2 separate regions of the Homo sapiens genome follow, and region 1 is linked to region 2. The links are chromatin contacts, found by Hi-C or POLR2A ChIA-PET in ENCODE. All regions are on one chromosome and are shown on one strand. The core of a region is the stretch at or near the end of the contact, and the rest is flanking DNA. Distances in the headings are between cores, read along the strand shown.

Region 1 (6,919 bases), core at 1,764-4,263, 62 kb before region 2:
GAGGCCCTTGTGGTCCTGGGCAGGTTGCTGGGCTCTGAGCCTCAGTTTCTCAGGGTTTGACTCAGGAAGTGCAGAGTTCCAGCTTTAATGTTCTTGGTGCAGGGGAGAGTCCAGGCTTGGCGTGGTTGTTCCTGATTTCTCTTCCTGGGACTCATAGAACTTTGCACACCCCATGCTTAACCACACGTCTTACCTCATTGATCTTCACAGCTGCTCTGTGAAGCAGGAAAGTGATTTTTATCCTCTCCGCTGGAGGGTCGAAAGGTGGTGTGACCCCTTAAGGGCAAAGAGTCAGGAGTACCTCTTTCTCACTTGTATATGTTAACTGCTTTCAGGTGTGGCCACTGTGGGACCACTGCCCCCCTCCCACCCAACCCCCCCCCCCACCACCACAGCTCTCTGCCTTTCCGTTCTGTGTGGGGTGGCTCTTAAGAAGTGGAAAGTGATCATCTTGTTCCCTTAGTTTAGGATGGAGGGAGGTGGGGCGGGGATTGTGATGGGACTAGGTTAGGGGAAGAGGAGGATAGTGTCATCATTGTGTCTTTAAAACACCCAGGCTTTTGTGGTTGTGTTACCGTAATCTGGCCAGTGTTGACTTTAACCCGAGTTCAGGGGTTAGCCGTGATGCCATACAGGTGAGCCTCATTGTATGCAACAGAAAGCGTGGCTCCTAACAGAAAGCACGGCTCCTCAAAAAGCCGAACGAAAACAGTTGCTTTAGAGAGGAGTTCGAGGGGCTTGTTTGAATTTTATGCTTTCGGGCAGCCTTTTCTAAAATGTGTCCTAAAGAATACCAGTCTGTGAATATGTTTGGAAAATGCTGGGTACTCTGTGGCCGTACAGAAGACTTAGTCTGTATATTAGCATATATTAGTACCTTAAAGACAAGTAATGCAGTATTTTCCAAGCTAATTTGGCTAATGTCCAAGAACCTAGTGTTCTGAGCAGGGAAATTCTGATGTAGGGAAATTCTACACTATGGGCACTTTCTCTTTTTTTTTTTGAAACGGAGTCTTGGTCTATCGCCCAGGCTCCCAGCCTGAAGTGCAGTGGTGCGATCTTGGCTCACTGCAACCTCTGCCTTCTGGGTTCAAGCGATTCTCCTGCCTCAGCCTCCTGAGTAGCTGGGAATACAGGCGCACATCACCACGCCCGGCTAATTTTTGTATTTTTAGCAGAGATGGGGTTTCACCATGTTGGCCAGGCTGGTCTTGAACTCCAGACAGACCTCAGGTGATCCACCCACCTCGGCCTCCCAAAGTGCTGGGATTACAGGCATGAGCCACCATGCCTGGCCCACTATGGGCACTTTCTCTTTAAAGAAAATTTTGGAGGTTCCCTTTGTAACGAGAAGTCCTTGAGAATAGCTCAGAGGGGTCTGGCTCTGGGTCCATCTGCCAGGCTTGCGTTCTGATTCTGTCACCACCTCTGTGACCTTGGGCAAGTTTGTTCTCTTCTGCGGGCCTCCGATTCCTCGTCTGTAAGTTGGGAGTAACTTACTCCCAGTACTCATGGGGTTTTGTTAATTGTTCCTCACAAAAACTAGGGAAACTGAGACCCAGAGAGGCAGTGTGACTTGCACCGGTTCCCACGGCTGGTGGCTGTGGGTTCTTCTTGTCTCCCTGGGCCCAAGCCGTGCAGTCTTCTCTGGGCACCCTCCCTGTCTCTCTGGGGTCAAGGTCAGCTGCTATTTCTCTAGACACATCTTTCCAGCTTCACCCCTCCCTCATTTCAGGTCTCAGAACACTGGGATATTCACGTTTTGTAGTTCCAGCGCCATGTTTGCCTCTGGAGCAGTGGTGGAGGGTGGGGTGGGATACCGTCTTGGTCCTCAGGGTACTCTAAAGTTTAGACCAGGTGAAGGGTGTAGATGCGACAAGATGAGGCACATCCTCTCTGGCCAGGGACCCGTGTTGAGGATGATAATGACTATCCTAATAATTTGTTGTATTTGTCAAGTGCTAACTATGTGTTAGGCACATATTTCTGCCAACAAACTAGAACAGTTTATGTACTTTTATTATCCCCATTTTACAGATAAACTGAGGTTCAGAGTGGGACAAATAACTTGTGGTCAAAGCCACAGGCATAGGAGGAGACAGAGCCTAGCTGTGTCCTGGAGTGGCAGGACTCAGTCCCTGTGTTCCTAACTACCCCTCTTTCCTGCTCCCATGCCGGGAGGGGCTCAGCTTATACATGATCTGGGTGCTTAGGGGTAGGAAAGCTGCTTCTAAGATGGGGTGAAGGGCGAGTGGGGTTTAGTCCGGCGGGGTGGACGTAGCTGCACTTTCTTGGGTTTTCCCCACTCGCCACTCTCTGCTCCTCAAGGCCACCTCCAGAGCTCACTGACCTCTGCCTGAGTGGCTTGGGCCACCTCTCGCTTTAGGAGTGGATTTTTTTTTTTTTTTTTTTTTTTGAGACGGAGTTTTGCTCTTGTTGCCTGGGCTGGAGTGCAGTGGCGCGGTCTTGGCTCACTGCAACCTCCACCACCCGGGTTCAAGCGATTCTCCTGCCTCAGTCTCCCCCAAGAAGCTGGGATTACAGGTGCCTGCCACCATGCCTGGCTAATTTTTGTATTTTTAGTAGAAACAGAGTTTCACCATGTTGTCCAGGCTGGTCTGGAACTCCTGACCTCAGGTGATCCGCCTGTTTTGGCCTCCCAAAGTGCTGGGATTACAGGCGTGAGCCAGGGCATTTCACATCTCTTTAGCTCATGGGGCCTGCCCTTAGCCTTCTTTTGCCCCACCCCAGGGAGAGGCTTTGGGCCTGGCCTCTGTAGTCTGGGTGGGGTGCTGTTGCCACCCCCTCCCTCCAAATTCTCCCTGATTTTAAGCTGGCTGTCAGGGTGAGCTGGCTTTGGCCCCCAGCCAGGGCTGCTCCCAATTCTGCTGCCTTGCTGTACTTCTGCTGCCGCCACTGCCTCCTCCCCCAATGTCTCTCCCCAGACCACTTTAATTTCCATCTGTCAGCAGCTTGTGGAAGGACAGACTACCACTCATGCTCTCTCTCCCTGCCCCCTCTTCCTGCTTGGTATTGACTCACCTGCCCCACTCTCCTCCTGCTTTAATCCCAGTGGGAACCTGGGGCCTGGCTTCCAGGCACTGCCGTGCCAGGCTTTCCCACACCTCTGTGCGTAGTATGAGTGTGTGTGTGTGGGGTGGGGGTGTGGGGATGCGGGGATGCGTGTGTTTGTGTCAGGTGTGGCTCTGTGCCGTGCCTGTAGATGTGGTGGGTGCGAGGTCCATCTGGGGGAGTGACAAACAGCGCACAAGCTCTCTGCCTGAGTGTGTGTGATGGTGATGAATGTGAATGTGTCATTTTGGGGAGTGGCCGCTGGACAGGGCGGGCAGTATGAGTTAGTGAGAGAGTGTGTGGTGTGCTTGTGCCGTGTTTGTATTTTGTTTTTAGATGGGGTCTTGCTATGTTGCCCAGGCTGGTCTTGAACTCCTGGGCTCACGTGATCCCCCTGCCCTGGCCTCCCAAGTAGCTGGAATTACAGGCGTGAGCCCTGCACCCCATGTCCAGCTGTATTGTGTTTTGAGGAAGCAGCAGACAGAAGATGCATATGCTGCATGGAGGTCCAAGGTGACCCAGCCCCTCATTTGCTTGGCAAACATTTGCTTAGTCCGGCGCGTAGCCAGGCTCTGGGTCAGGTGCTGGGGGCATAAAGGCAGAAAGGGCCCCGTTTTTGCCCTTGAGGAGCTCACCGACAGGCTATGGGGACAAAGAACCACAGGAAAGAAGCAGGAACTGGCATGGATTGGAGCCCAGGGCTGGTAGGGCTGAGGCGGCCATGGTGGCTGGGAGGGGGCAGGGCAGCTTCGGAAGCAGAATTGAACCAAGGGGACAGTACCACCAGGGACGGTGTGGTGCGGGGAGCTTTCCAGAAGAGGGAGCAGCTCGTTCAAAGCCAGCAGCATGTGAGGGCCGGGTGTCTTCTGATGGTCCCTGGTTGCTCTGTGAGCCTGGGGAATGAAGAGGCATAACGTGGGGGCTGAAGACAACATGAGTCCGGAGAGGCAGGTGGGCCAGTACCTGGCTCACCCCAAGGAGTGTGACTGCCCGAGCACGTGGCCCTGGGAGGGAACACATTGCTAGCATGCAACAGCAGCAGGAATAATGGCTGCTGCTTCTGCGGTGCGTGCTGACCAGGACTGTGCTAAGTGCTTTAGATTTTTCTTTCATCCTTGCAGCGACTCCGTGCAGTTAGAGGAGCCTGAGCTGTTTCCAGGGGAGGGGGCTCACCCGAGGTCTCAGGGATTTGAACCTGCCAGACTGGCTCAGCTCTTCACCTGTGTGCTGTGTTGCTCAAGGCCCTGACCGTGTCCTTGGAGTCTGGAAAAAGCATGGGAAGGAGGGCAAGGGAGAGTTTGGGGGCTGGGGGAAGGAGCTTGTGAAGTAGGCTTCAGGGCAGGGAGATGGGGCCTTACGATGATCTCGTTCTCTCTCTGTCCCCTTTACAGCCCTGGCAGGTGCCCGGCCCGCCCCCCACCCTCCGGCTCCCAGGGCCTGCTGGAGGAGATGCTGGCAGCCAGCAGCTCCAAGGCGGTGGCTCGGAGGGAGTCAGCGGCCTCGGGCCTTGGGGGCCTGTTGGAGGAGGAAGGAGCCGGGGCAGGTGCTGCCCAAGAGGAGGTGCTGGAGCCTGGCAGGGACTCTCCACCCTCCTGGAGGCCGCAGCCTGATGGTGAGGCCAGCCAGACAGAAGACGTGGATGGCACCTGGGGCTCTTCAGCAGCCAGGTGGAGCGATCAGGGGCCAGCACAGACTTCTCGGCGACCCTCCCAAGGCCCTCCTGCCAGATCCCCCAGTCAGGACTTCTCCTTCATTGAGGTCAGTGGAGGGTGAGCCCATGACAGTGGGTGGGTGAGGGCGATGCAGCGAGAGCCCCATTCCTGGAGCTTCCCTGAGCAGTCCCAGTCCAGGAGGCAGAAAGCGGGTTGTAGGTGCGTCACGTGAACGTGAAGCTCCGGCTGCAGGAGGGGTCCAGCTCCTGGTCAGCTACTGTTGAGGGGCTCCCGTGGGATGAGGCAGCAATGGCAGTGGTGTCACCATTGCCCCAAGCAGGACACCGAGATCCTCGACAGTGCCATGTATCGGAGCCGTGCCAACTTGGGGCGCAAGCGTGGGCACCGGGCCCCGGTCATTCGGCCTGGGGGTACCTTGGGCCTGTCGGAGGCAGCAGACTCGGATGCACACCTGTTCCAGGACTCTACAGGTAGGGCTGATGTATTATTTGGTGATGTCTCTTGATCTCTAGGGCATTAGGCCAAGCTTTTGCAGGGGTTATGGGTTCGGGGAGTCTGGGTGTGCTGCCTTTTCTGAGCCCCTTTCCCGGGCCTTTGCAGAGCCACGGGCATCTCGGGTGCCATCTTCAGATGAAGAGGTAGTGGAGGAACCTCAGAGCCGCCGGACACGGATGTCGTTGGGCACCAAGGGGCTGAAAGTCAACCTCTTTCCTGGCCTGAGCCCCTCAGCCCTGAAGGTACCATCTGATCATTAAGCAAACATGTCCAGCCATCTGGCCAGGTGGCCACCTTGCATGCTGTCTTTCTTCTCTTCATCCATCAATTCATTCCCCTGTCCCCCTCTCCCATTCCTCCTCTCACTCTCCTCTCCATCGAGGGCTCCAGAAGATCCCTTTGTGCCCCGCCGGGCCCTATGCTGTGTGCCAAATGGGATGGAAAGAAGAACAAGATGTGTTCTTATTCTGGAACCTCAGGGGCAGTGGGAGACATGATGCCCATAATTAGCCTGGATGAGAGAAGAAGTTTAGGTGTCCCTGAGGAGAGGCACAGATAAGGGCTGGGCCTGTTCAGAGAGAGAGGAGTTATTTCCTAACAGCAGAGTGGAGGGGGATGGGAAGGGAGGGTGGATTGGAGAAGGCCTCTTGTATGTATTTGATCTTAGCCGGCGGCAGGCACAGGAGTTGGCTCCTGGAGCTGGGATGGTGGGGTGGCATTGCAGGCAGAGGGAACAGGGGTGGGAAGTCACCACTGGCTTTGTCCCACCCAGTTTGTCTGAATTCAATCCTGCCATATGTTTTTGAGGACAGAAAGGTGTGCAAGGCATAGCTCAGTTCTGCGGGAAGTGCATCTCTAAGTGACTTCCCATCCTTTGGGGTGAAAGGACTGCAGAGGGGTCTCTGCTTGATTCTGGGGACTGCACACTCTTGAGATAAGGTCTTACCCCCTGAGAGTCCTACTGCCTGTCCCTCTACTATCTATCTGCTTCTGGACTTGCTTCTCAGGCCAAGCTGCGCCCCCGGAATCGCTCAGCTGAGGAGGGAGAGCTGGCTGAGAGCAAGTCGAGCCAGAAGGAGTCCGCGGTCCAGCGTTCGAAATCCTGCAAGGTCCCAGGACTGGGAAAGCCCCTCACGTTACCTCCCAAGCCAGAGAAATCCTCAGGGTAGGTGACCTAAGCTCTGGGCATCCGCTGACCTCACTGTATTACCCTGATGAAAAGGGAAACTCTCACTTCACAGAAGAGGCAAACTGAGGCTCAAAGAGGAACCTCAGTCGGACATGCCCCAGATGAACGGTATGAAGATGGTGTCAGAATTTGGGTCCCTGCAGCCAGGCCCCAGACTGCCTCTTCTGGTTAGAGGGTGGTTTCTGTCCCTATCACGTCTCCTTGTTGTGTTCAGTTTCCTCAAAGTTTGCATTCTGGACCTTTGCCGTCTGCCTCCTAGGTCAGAAGGATCGTCGCCCAACTGGCTTCAAGCCCTGAAACTGAAGAAGAAGAAGGTCTGAGAAGTCACTGAGGTGAGGACAGGTTCCTGGGCTTGGATCCAGTCTGAGGAGGGCCTGCCCTGGAGGCTTCGGAGGCCTCATGCCCCTTCTGTCCCTTAGCTCCCACCCCTTTCTGTGCAAGTTTAGAAACAGCAGGTGAAGCCAAGCTCCAGAGACTCGGTAGGCCCTTG
Region 2 (6,615 bases), core at 539-3,038:
TGAGACAGAGTTTTACTCTTGTTGCCCAGGCTGGAGTGCAATGCTGTGATCTTGGCTCGTAGCAAATTCTCCTGTCTTAGCCTCCTGAGTAGCTGGGATTACAGGTGCCCACCACCACGCCCAGCTAATTTTTTGTATTTTTAGTAGAGACAGAGTTTCACCATGTTAGCCAGGCTGGTATCGAACTCCTGATCTCAGGTGATCCACCTGCCTCGGCCTCCCAAAGTGCTGGGTTACAGGGGTGAGCCACCAGGCCCAGCCCCTAAGAAAGTTCTGATTACTCCAGAGGTTATAGAAATGGGGGTCCTACAATTCCAGTGCATATATTAGAGGGCACTATGTATGGGGCGCTGTGCCAAGTAATGGGGGGATGGGTGGGTAATGGTAGGTAAAAGGGTGACAGGAGGTGGGTGGGAGATAAGGAAAGGCTTCCAGACCCCTGATTCTCACAGTCTAACAAATAGCCCGTCAAAGTGGGCTTGGTGCTGTAGTGGGGAGAATGGATTCTCATGTGATCTTGCCATTCATCAACAAGAGGGTCAGTTTGTCTCCCACTTTTGATCTTTTTGGCAAGAAACCCACTTCTCCAATCACATCTGGAAGCCATAGCCATAATTCCCAGAATCACAGAAAGCTAAACCCGGCTGGCCCAATGTCCTCATGTACAGATAGGGAAACTGCCCCACAGAGAGGGGCAAAAGCCTTGCCCAGGGTACAAAGCAAGCTAGTTATTGGAGTTCAGGTAAGATATCAGTGACTCCTAAGAAACCTCCCCGATCTATACTATCTGAAAATGCCAGTTTCCATTTACTCGCTGCATCACTCTCCAGTTTATCTTTCCTTGTAGTGCTTATCATTACCTGAGTTCACTGCATTTATCTAACTTTCATCGTTTTGTCTCTCTTCCACCTCTAGAATGAAAGTGCAGGAAACCGAGGGCATAGTTTGAATTGCTCACACTGTATGGCAAGTGCCTCAAATAGAGCCTGGCACATAGTAGTTGCTCAAATTTTTTTTTTTTTTGAGATGGAGTCTCGCTCTTGTTGCCCAGGCAGGAGTGCAGTGGCGCGATCTCGGCTCACTACAACGTCTGCCTCCTAGGTTCCAGTGGTTCTCCTTATTCAGCCTCCCAGGTAGCTGGGATTACAGGCGCCCGCGACCATGTCCGGCTGATATTTGTATTTTTAGTAGAGACGGAGTTTCCCCATGTTGGCCAAGCTGGTCTCGAACTCCGTACCTCAGGTGATCCACCCACCTAGGCCTCCCAAAGTGCTGGGATTACAGGCGTGAGCCACCGTGCCCGGCCAGTAGTTGCTCAATATTTTCTGAGTGAATGAATTAGGATGGGATTAGAACAAGAGGGTCAGTTTGTCTCCCACTTTTGATCTTTTTGGCAAGAAACCCACTTCTCCAACCATATTTGGAAGCCATAGCCGTAATTCCCAGAATCACAGAAAGCTAGAACCAGGCCAGTGGGTGAGTTTTCTTGCTGTCCCCAGAGACCAGGGAGTTTTGGGAGTTTGCAGTATGGCCTTAGAGTTTGAAATAGCACCAAATGGTGGGGTTGGGGGTGGAGAGAGTTGCTGAGGGGGTTTCTGTTTTAATTATCAGAAAGCGGCTGACCATTTGTTTTTGGTCAGATAAGCTGCTAAAGTCGGGCGTGTGTGTGTGTGTGTGTGTGTGTGTGTGTGTGTGCGCGTGCGCGCGCGCACGCGCGCGTGCCTAGGGTGGGGGTTGGGGGTGTTGTGTGCTAGAGAAAGGAGAGGTGAAATTCCTCAGTGTGGGCTGGGCAGTCAAGTTATATCCCTCCTGTGTCCCTGCCCTCCCTTCCCCTTTCCCTCAGATAACACCACCAGCTGTTAGGGACACAGCTGTGGCTGCCTCTCGGGAAGGAGAGAAAAAGGCCCTGTTGCCCTGGGTGAGTTCCCAAGCTGTGGAGTTCAAAGCAGACCTGTGAAGTGAGGGGGCTGGAGCAGAGAGCTAGGAGGGAGGAGGTGAGAAGTCAGGAAGAGCACAGAAAGGCAGTACTTCCACTTTGATGTCCCCAGCCCACAGCTTTGGGTAGGGTCTGGGTGAGGTCCCAGCAGAGGGGTTCAGCTTTCCCCCTTCATCCCAAACTCTTAGAGAGATCCAATTAAGCACCCGTCCCTGTACTGCAAGCAGTGTGTTTATTCAGATCTCTGATCCCACTACACACAAGCAAGCACACTCTTCTACGCACCTGATGTACATTCCTTGGGTGAATGTGTGCATTCAGTGCACGCTCATGCCTACAACACACAAACATGCATACTCTTCTATACACGTTAATGCATGAACCCAATGCACATCATAGCCCACTATGCACAAGCAAGCACACTGTTCTACATGCATGAATGCATGCACCCAATGCACATCCTACCTCACTATGCACAAGCAAGCACACTATTCTACATCCATGAATGCATGCACCCAGTGCACACTCATATCCCCCTGCACACACAAGTTCAGCCTGCTCACAAGCACCTACAGACTTCACATCCAAGTGACCTCGTGGCACACAGAAAACTTGCATTCACAAAGCACACATAGTCAGCATGTCCATGGGCACAGGCCAAGTCAGGCTCTGCTTTTTAGGCCAGGCACAAACCTGGTGGTGGGGTGGGTGAGGAATATTGAACCACTGACTCCAGAGGTCTCCCAGAAGTCTGGGCTCTCCTCAAAGGGCACTAGCAGGTCTGGAGTGCTTTTCTGCCAGGTGTCATTCATCTCGGTCTCATCACAATGCCCTGAAGAAATCACCCAGGAGAGAGAGGGAAGTTCCCCAGGAAACCTGTGCAGGCCTCTCCAGGGCAGGCCAGCTCTGGGCACCCTGGCCAACAGGCTTGCCTTAGCTATTGGTTTGCCAGATAGCTCAGAGTAGAATTTCCTGGATCACTTTAGCAAAAGTTGCCTTGTTAATGCAGTAGAGCAGCTCTGGGGTGAAGATCCAAGTCTTACACCCTTCTCCTGAGTGTGTTTCTATTGCTTTAATTCAACAGACTTTTACCAGGTGCCAAGTAGGGTGGGGGGCAGAAATGAAAAGAAGATATCTGTCCCAGGCCTTGTATATGTCTAGTCTGTGAGGCCCAGGACCCATATACTTCTGAGCCCCGGGACACACAAGTTTCATCTTCAGCTACTGGTCCTATTTTCCAGTCTTTCTTCTGTGTGGAATGGTGCAATGCGGAACAGGGACAGATCAGATCAGGCAGGATAAGGAGTGAGCTGGCTAATTCTGCTCACTTCAGGCTGTCATTGCAGGGGGCACTCAGGCCATCTGGCTACAGCTGGCTCCTGGTTGGAGGCCGGATCTTATCAGCACTCTACCCTCTCTGGTCCCAAACGGTGGCCTCTTCCCAGCCCTGGCCCCCAATTCCCTCCCCTCTCAATGAGTCTGGTAACTCTAGTGAGATTAACTGCTCTTTACTCCCTCTAGGGCAGACATCCTGGAGGTCGGCAGATGAAAGCGATGGATCCATATCCTTTCCCACAGGGGTCTCCAGGCTCCTGTCTGGCTCAGCATTCCAGTGGGAACAGCTGAGGGGAGGGAGACAGGGACCTGATTTCAGGGACGCTTCAAGCTTGCTAGCTCCCTTCTCTCTGTATTTCTAGCTGCAAAGGGCACAGACATCTGCATCTTTCTGGGAGAATCATGGGAGAACTGGGATCACTAGGCGTCTCAAACTTGGTCTTTATCCTGGAATGTCCCAAGCAGTAATGTTTACTCGTAAAAGGGCCATCTATTATGACCTGACCTGAGCCAAGCTGGTCCCTGCACAACTCCAAGGTCCCCTTTGATAGGTAAAGATAGCTTACCACTGAAGAAGTCTGAGGTAGCCAAAGGTTAGCTATTTCCACCCAGGATATAATGTCAGGATATAATGAAACTATTATATCAGGATATGATGAATGAATCATGATATGATGAATGAATGTCAGGATATAATGAAAACCATTCTGCCATCTGCGCAGAACTTCTATTAGCCAAAAATGCAGGAGCAAGAGGCCCCAAGCAATTCCTACCCTGTGTACTGTGAGATGGATGGAGCCCCAGCTCTGGATCCTATTGGGTGTCCCAGCCCCCACTGTACAGAATGCCAAGATTCCAGGGGCAGAGTCCTGTTAGCTTTCTAGCTGGCACCAGGCAACCAGGAATTCTCTTTGGCAATGGCTAGAGCGAGGGTGGTTTCTGGATCAAGTCTATGGTGCTAACCCTAAGTGTACAGATTATTGCCTGGCAGGATTCTTATACCCTGTCTAATCAATGTGAGGTGTGTCTCTAAATAGTCAATCTATTTAAAATCTCACCCGGTAGAGCTTATTTTAAGGTAAATTACAGGTATCCTGGCATCGCCCTACATTTCTCTAATGCTTAACAGATGACACACCCCTCAGTTTAAAAAGGATTGGGCGTTTTTCTTTGGGAGCATAGTGGTTTAGTCCATGGGCTCGAGACAGCTTTGGTTCAAATTCTGGCTCTGACAATTACTGCTGGGTGATCTTGGCTAAACTGCTTCACCTCTGTGTGCCTCAGTTTCCTCATCTGTAAATTGAGGCTAATGAGAGCACCTGCCTCCTAATGTCATTTTGATGATTAAAAGAGATACTAATAAATATATGTAGAATGTATAAAATGTTTAGAAGACTGCCTGGCACACAATAAGTGGGCAACATGTAGTCCTCATGAGAAACACCAACATATTCATTACTCCACATTGCATTTAGGTGAAGGTCACAGGATCTTTCTAATCTCTCTCTGCAGCCTTCTCTCCTGTATCTCCCCACTGCACTCTAAGGCTTTTTCTATCTTTGCATTTTTTGTTTCCTCCTCCTGCCCCATCCTCTTGGTTCTTCTCCTGCCTTCTATTCTTGGCAAGCTCCTGTTTAAAGAACACAAACTCGGGGGCCAAAGACATGTTTTACTTATCATGGTCTGTGCTTTTTTTTGAAATGAAAATTGATTTCCAAAATTTACAAATATGAAAATTTCTTACAAAAATCCATAATTTGAAATTATCTTGGAAAAATCCTAAGACACAGTCATGCTGGGGTCCAGCTTTCTGCGTGGCAACCAGAGACTAGAGCTGAAGAGGCCTCCCTATGATGGAATGGGCACCCTCCAGTTTGCCACAGTCTTTACCATTCTCTGTTGTCTCAAACTACACTCTTGGCCTGTTTTTTTTTTTTTTTTTTGCAGGTATTTGAGTTTGAGTTCCTTGATCTCTGCATATGATTTTCTGATCCACTCTCCCTCCAGAAAATGGATTCCAGCTTTTGTAGTAACTTAAGACAAATATATATCGTGAGACAGGGTCTTGGCTGTGTTATTCAGGCTAGTCTTGAACTCCTGGGCTCAAGCAGTCTTCCTGCCTTGGCCTCCCAAAGTGCTGGGATTATAGGCATGAGCCACCTTGCCTGGCCAATTCCAGCTTTTGTAAGTCTTTTGCCTTGGAAGTGGCTAAGGCTCAGCTCCTGCTTTTGTTCCATCTCACTATTACCCAACGTCAGGTGGCTTCCCCAACTCTTCAAGGTTGTGGAAAGGGTGCGTATTTTTTAAAAAAAATCTTACGTCGTGCATCTTCCTTCCTTCCTAGAGGTCCTGGAGAGGTGATGAGCTGGGGCAAAGTGAGCGTCTACGGAACTTTCCCCACAGTATCCTCCAGTGACTGAGTCTTTCTCTAGAGACCCCCCTCCTCTAGCTCAACTTCCTGACCCCCTGTGGTCTTACAGAAACCTCTTGGTCCATGGAGGATAGTAAAAACCTGAGAACTGAAATGTATCCATGTTCTCACCACGTAGTAATTCTTACACTTGTTCTTCCATCTATGGATTCCCCTTTTCACTCACCTCCTACATCATCCATCCACTTACTCACTCAACAGCCATTCACCTGGCTGGGCGTGGTGGCTCATGCCTGTAATTTCAGCACTTTGGGAGGCCGAGGTGGGTGGATCATCTGAGGTCAGGAGTTTGAGACTAGCCTGGTCAATCCCCATCTCTACTAAAAATACAAAAAAATTAGCCTGCAATCCCAGCTACTAGGGAGGCTGAGGCGGGAGAATCGCTTGAACCCAGGAGGCAGAAGTTGCAGTGAGCCTAGACCAGCCTGGGCAACAAGAGTGAAACTCTGTCTCAACAAACAAACAAACAAACAAAACAGCCATTCACCTACGACATGCCAGGTACTGTATTATGTTCGTGTTTGGAGAAGAAGAAAAGCAAACAATCAACTGTAGCATAATTCACTTTATTACCTTGGGCAAAACATTGACCTTGTTGGGCCTTTGTTTCCTACAGATTTAATGACTTGTTTAGAGATAATTTTGTCCTGGGTTTCTTCCATCCTGTGACTGCCCTCAACCTTCTAAAGCATCCTGTGCCTTCCGCAAACTGCAAACTGCAGTCTACACTAGTGTAGGGGTATTTCTCTAGAAACCACAAAAGTTCTCAGAGGGAGGGTCAAAGCCAAGGGGTAGAGAAAGATGAAGCGAGAGGCAAAGTGGGAGAAGACCCTCCTGTGACACCTGGTCTGGGTGGGGGCTGGGGGTGCAGGAAGGGAGCCGAGGGGGCCAGACCTGCCTGCCAGGAGGACCT

What was found. Hi-C counts contacts between places; a loop is a spot of excess contacts on that map. ChIA-PET counts read pairs that join two places held with the same protein, here RNA polymerase II (POLR2A). Pooled maps may share reads with other maps.
Region 1: a loop to region 2 is called in a map of pancreas, with 3 times the contacts of the local background. The contact joins two enhancer-like sites. A Hi-C loop is called at or near these places in 4 of 168 maps with a recorded cell type or tissue (IMR-90, endothelial cell of umbilical vein, mammary epithelial cell and 1 more) and 4 of 50 pooled maps. POLR2A ChIA-PET finds 5 or more read pairs at or near these places in 10 of 52 experiments (A673, AG04449, AG04450 and 7 more).

Annotation. Positions count from the first base shown.
Region 1 is chr11:57,300,370-57,307,288 of GRCh38, reverse strand. It overlaps TNKS1BP1 (tankyrase 1 binding protein 1), which reads left to right. Exons shown (of 12, transcript NM_033396.3): 7 at 4,464-4,830; 8 at 5,065-5,215; 9 at 5,346-5,482; 10 at 6,248-6,405; 11 at 6,689-6,761. The coding sequence ends at 6,749. Among named protein-coding and RNA genes, the nearest start is that of TNKS1BP1, 21 kb to the left of the region's middle. RefSeq lists enhancers at 2,642-3,178, 3,179-3,714, 3,715-4,252, 6,171-6,919. Within about 2 kb of position 3,013, at least 7 of the 41 ENCODE cell types and tissues checked have a DNase peak (open chromatin) inside an H3K27ac peak, as active enhancers do.
Region 2 is chr11:57,237,709-57,244,323 of GRCh38, reverse strand. No RefSeq gene overlaps it. Among named protein-coding and RNA genes, the nearest start is that of APLNR, 3.8 kb to the right of the region's middle. RefSeq lists enhancers at 1,675-1,969, 2,992-3,758. Within about 2 kb of position 1,788, at least 3 of the 41 ENCODE cell types and tissues checked have a DNase peak (open chromatin) inside an H3K27ac peak, as active enhancers do.